Linked DNA regions of Homo sapiens: region 2 is linked to region 1. Evidence: chromatin contacts called from ENCODE Hi-C or POLR2A ChIA-PET data. All regions are on one chromosome and are shown on one strand. The core of a region is the stretch at or near the end of the contact, and the rest is flanking DNA. Distances in the headings are between cores, read along the strand shown. Region 1 overlaps MANBA (mannosidase beta). Region 2 overlaps MANBA (mannosidase beta).

Region 1 (2,700 bases), core at 3-2,502:
TGCTTTGCAAGAGCATATGACAGTAAGACCTGGTTCTGGTCTTTTTATCCTATTGTTCACACAACTAAGGATATGGTTTAGATATATGTCCCCATCCAAATGTCATGTTGAAACGTAATCTCCAATGTTGAAAGCGGGGCCTGGTGGAAGGTGTCCGGATCATAGGCACGGATCCCCTTGGTGATAAATGAGCTCTTGCTCTGAGTTCACAGGCGATCTGGTGGTTTAAAAGTGTGCGGCACCTCCCACCCACTCTCTCTCGCTTGCTCCTGCTTTCGCCATATGACATGCTTGTCGCTGCTTCGCCTTCTGCCCTGACTGTAAACTTTCTAAGGCTTCATCAGAAGCCAAGCAGATGCCCGGTGCGATGCTTCCTGTACAACCTGCAGAACTGTGAGCCAATTAAACCGCTTTTCCTTATAAATTACCCAGTCTCAGGTACAGCAATGCAAGAATGGACAAATACAACCACTAACAGAAAAACCCTATCAGAAACTCAAAGTCAAGAGTAAGTGCATCAGACTGTATTCCTGCATGGCAAGATAAATCTATGAAAACAGTAAAAATGACTAACTGTGCTGCCACACAAGAACTGCGGAAGAATGTTTTGGCTACTATTATTCCTTAATAGGAATAATATGTATACGGCACATTTCTTTTCTTTTAGAAGTTGTTGTCAGCATATATTTATGTCCTTTAATTTATTCTTCCCTTACAAATTATTCTTTTCTGGTATTATTTTCAGAAAGAATTTGCTGAAGAACTTACTTACCATTTGCCTCTCTTCACTTCATTTTTACTATTGCTTTCTGTACTAACTGGATGATAATGAATGTGATGTTAAAAGTACAATCACCATTTACTTAGCATTTTAATTTGTTCCAGACCCTATTTGTTAAGTCCTCACACCTACCTTTGAAGGTGAGGGATCATTAGCTCCATTTTACAGAGGTGGAAACCACAGTTCAAAAGGTTGAATTGTTGCCCAAGGACACACAGTCAGAAGCTTCAGTACCTGGATTTGAATCTAGAGACTGCGGCTGGAAGCCTCACCCTCTCCAGGACACCGAGCTCAGGCCCAGGATGATGCTTCCATTACAGAGCGTCACTATGTGCCAATCTGGGGCCCAGCCCTTGAGCTAAATTATTTTATTTATTCTTCAAAACAAACTTACAAGGTGGGTGTTACCACTCCCATTTAGCCACAAGAAAACTGAGCACAGGAAGTTAAGTAACTTGATTAAGGTTACAGAACTAGTAAGGGCAAACTACAAAGTAAACTCTGGCTCATCAGCTTGAAAGCCCCTTCTCAGGGCCCCTGGCAGAACATGCACAGGTGTCAAGAAGAGCAGTCCTCCCTGCCTCGCAGCAATGCTTTGCTAAAACAGGATTTACAATAGTCATAAGAACATGACATAATATTTACCAAGTAAGACTCTACGGAGTCCCAGCCCTAAGTCCCCTTATCCCCTTGATAAGGCTTTGTGTGTGTGTGTGTGTGTGTGTGTGTGTGTGTGTGTGTGTGTGTGTACATATAAAATGAGGATACTCTTAGATACTGAAGAAGACTGGATTGTCTGTAGTTACTTTTAGAGTCACTGAACATAATGCTTCTCATTTTTAAAACCAAAACCACTAATAATATCTTAATTTTAAAGCCAAACACTCTTTGCTGGTCCATTCTATAACCAATTACATGACTGTTTCCAGAGAAAACCTTTCACATGTCTTAGTTTAGATTCTTCAAACTCTCCCAGTTTACCAAGCAGAATAATAACGAGAACTAAATGGAAATTAGGGTCCAGCACAGTATTGGGCAAAATTGAATATTTATAGAACGGTTAAATAAGCCACAGATGAAATATCAAGTTGTCAATGTAATTTATATAACTTTTATTTTTATATAATTTCACATGTACAGAAAAATACCCATATACCTTTACCCAAATAGCTACCACCAAGAAATCTCTGTTGTAACATTTCAATCGCCATTCCCTCTGAAATAATAACAAAGCACTTTATTTGAGTATTCCGTATTCCCCAAAGCTAGCTGTGAAAGACCTACATCACCTCAAAACCTTCCATTTGGTTCCATAGATCCTGCCATGTCACATTCTTGTAACCAGCTGCAGGGCCATCTTGTTATAACTGGTTCATGTCCTGCTAAAGCTGAGAGGTGAAGGGCTAAAAACACAGTCCTGGCACAGATTCCAGGACACCCCGGCACAGGCTTGTTTGAGGACATTGCCTGGGTAAACAGCCTCCCCTGAAAGTGTTCAGTGTACAACTCTTCACAGAGCAATCGCTCAAATGCGTGGCAGCACGCAGACATGTCTCTCGGCTTCTCTCCTTGTCTCTGTTGCCTTCCTCTCCAGTCGGTGCTTTAGAAATGCTTTATTCCCATTGTCCACTGAAAATACAACCTAGATTCCTTCAGTAAATATCTGTTAAGGAGGTCACATGAAAAGATTGCTCCAACTCATTCTTGCTGGTGGGCTCCCAAGGGTAAAATAATATAGTTCGTGTCTTCTCAGTCATGAGGAAACCATTGTCACTAAATCTCCCTGGGATGCTTCCTACATCCAACCAAACAAAGGGAGCGACAGCTGAGGTCTCCAGGTCAAAAACAAATATGTCACCTTGCTGAGAGATGATGGCCTGAAAAAGAAAAAAAAAAATGAATGAAGTGAAGGATGAGGG
Region 2 (2,700 bases), core at 54-2,553, 48 kb after region 1:
TCCCTTTTCCAAGTACATCTGTGTGAGGTCAGATTTCCTTAATCTGTTTCAACCGAAACAACATATTGCAAATTGACTGAAGGCAGATACAGATGAGAATCCCTTTGTCTCCTACTAAACAAGACGTTAAAGTGACTTGCTAACATGTAAAACTGTCATTATTTCCACTGGTTTTTTTGGTCAATATATTTTTTATAAAATAAGTCATATATAAAAACAGTCATATGTGCCATGGTTTATTATGGTTATTTAAAATGAATAAGTAAATACTTAATTCTCAGTTTTAATATTTAATATGGTAAATATCGGTACATATAACCCATATAAACAAAAGCATGTTGGGGTTTTCAATAACTTTTGTAAGTATAATGCAGTGCTGAGTCCAGAAAAATTTGAGAATCACTACTGCAGAAAATAGAATTTATTTGTTTCTTAATATACATTAATGCTACAAATTGTATTAACTATACAACATAACACTTTCCAGAATATTTTTCCTTTCTGTGCAAATGTTCTTATAAAAAGGCATCTCTCCCTATCCCCCAACTCTTGCAATAACAAGTTATGACTGGGGTGACAATAAACCCAAACCACCTGACAGTGCCTCAGAGGTGAAGTAGTAATTACCAGCCACCTTTCCCTCTGGGCATTCTTTCACAAGTGAAAGGCTCCCGCTTCTATGATAAGTGTCAGTAATTTTCCACGTCCTCTGGCAGTCTTGATAGTCACATAAAAGCCTTCTTCTACAACAGGTATTTTACTTCAGAGAAAATAATGGGTTCTAAAAGATTTCTTGAAAAGACCCTTGAGTAACACATATTTGCATCCAAAGTAAATATATAATCTTCATATGAGACTAAAATTTTTTAAACAGTCCAACAAAGCAAATTATTGTCTAACAGTAGGAAAAAGGTATAAATACCTAAGAAACTAAAAAATGTGTAAGTCGGGCAGTTAGAAAATTAAAAATTTTAACTTCTAAATTTTTATCTATTTTTGAAGTTTCTATTCCTCACTAGATCAGTGTTTTTATTAGCTTCAAAAAGATTTCATTTTCAAAATAGAAGGATTAACTTTAAAAGTGCAGGATAGTTGAATGCATTCTTTCAAACAAGAATTAAGGATATCTGAACTAAAGGGCCTAAGAGGTACGTGACTGATAAATACGGTACTCCTCAAATTTCTTTCTCTGGCAGACCAAACAGATGATATGTAATGAATCATTGATTCACAAACCCAAGGCTGCTTCTCAGCTGTTTGTATCAGATACTTAAAAAGCTGTAATAGCATCACTACATTTTCAAAAGGGCAATTTTCTTCTTAAAAAGAAATCCACTTATTTCTAAACATTGTCAAATGTCAAACCTGCTAAAATCCTTTTACATGTATTTTAAGAGACAACCAAACACTGCATTTCTGTCTTTGTTCTGAAAGTGCTCCCCCATGTAAAAGTATTGAGAAAACAAGCTCTGGGTCTCCACAAATAGCTCTTGTCAAACAGGTCTGTGCAGGATGACACAAGAGACATTCTTTGTCGTGCCCTTGCAATTTGCAGACAGCACAACCAGAAGTTAACAGATTAACATTGACATCGGCACAGTTATGCATCCTTGTAGCCAGATGTGTATCTAGTATATCTGACACCAGATAGGATCACTTTTTAAGACCTCCTCTTCCATATGACAAAGTTATTTTCAATAGAAGTAATGAAATGAAATGAATAATGATAATGTCCAGAAAAGAATGTAGACATTAAAAATTTTCTTTCCCTGAACTTTGTATAATCACGCCAGTTTTTTAAAAAAGTAAAACAAATATTAGCGTACAAAAAAGGAAAAGTTAATAGATTCAAGTTTTGATTATATTAATATATTTAATAAAATTATAAACAAAGGGAATAACATATATAATGGTATGCTATAGTAAGAAATAATAATATTTGCTATTTTCAGCCTTACCTTCTAAAAATCTGTCAACAACTTTCTCAAAATTGATCTTCTTTGGACATACATGTTCAACAAAGGGTATAGCCAGCTCTTTTGATTTATTTGTCATAGCTGATGGAAAAACACCTTTTATTAATTTTAACTCAGAAATGTTCTTCCAGATGAGGCCAGAGATATGCAAATATTTTAGAAAAGTATTAAACATAATAAGTTTGGTAGAGATTCATAATAATCCCACATCACATTAAACTCCAAAAAAATGCAGTCATATCCATGCCTTTGTTCTTTTGACTTTCATTCAAACAATTTACAAATGCCTCTGAGGTATAAAAAAAAAAAAAATCCCACTTCTCAAGTATTTCTTCTGTAAAATCAGAGAAAATGGCTAAATGATTGTGAACACAGATACTATTTGATTAATTGCTGTAGAACAAGTGTCCAGTTCTCAGGGACAACAATTGGGGCGTTTGGCATTGCTATGTGGATTTCTCTGAGCAATGGAAAACCAGCAACTCTTTGTTGTTTCTCCTGGCACTCTCCTTCAAAATTTGATTCTTTTTTCTATGTAAATGTTGATTTCCTTATATTTTGTTGTTGCACAGTAAATAGGCTTCACCAAAATTTCTGTGCACTTATCTTCAAAGAAGAATTTTAAAGTTTGGTATTTCACTGTACATTGTTCAAGATGGAGTCTATTTGCAAATATTTTTGTATCTGATTAATGTCATCTAAAACTATACCAGAAAAAAGATAA

Evidence for each region. A loop is a pair of places that touch in the nucleus more often than their neighbours do. ChIA-PET counts read pairs that join two places held with the same protein, here RNA polymerase II (POLR2A). Pooled maps may share reads with other maps.
Region 2: a loop to region 1 is called in a map of naive thymus-derived CD4-positive, alpha-beta T cell, with 2.1 times the contacts of the local background. The contact joins two enhancer-like sites. A Hi-C loop is called at or near these places in 5 of 168 maps with a recorded cell type or tissue (Caco-2, HepG2, astrocyte of the cerebellum and 2 more) and 2 of 50 pooled maps. POLR2A ChIA-PET finds 5 or more read pairs at or near these places in 1 of 52 experiments (activated T-cell).

Annotation. Positions count from the first base shown.
Region 1 is chr4:102,629,624-102,632,323 of GRCh38, forward strand. It overlaps MANBA (mannosidase beta), which reads right to left. Exons shown (of 17, transcript NM_005908.4): 17 at 1,147-2,658. The coding sequence ends at 2,434. Among named protein-coding and RNA genes, the nearest start is that of NFKB1-AS1, 130 kb to the left of the region's middle. Within about 2 kb of position 1,253, at least 7 of the 41 ENCODE cell types and tissues checked have a DNase peak (open chromatin) inside an H3K27ac peak, as active enhancers do.
Region 2 is chr4:102,677,653-102,680,352 of GRCh38, forward strand. All of the region lies in intron 7 of MANBA (mannosidase beta), which reads right to left. Among named protein-coding and RNA genes, the nearest start is that of MANBA, 82 kb to the right of the region's middle. Within about 2 kb of position 1,304, at least 2 of the 41 ENCODE cell types and tissues checked have a DNase peak (open chromatin) inside an H3K27ac peak, as active enhancers do.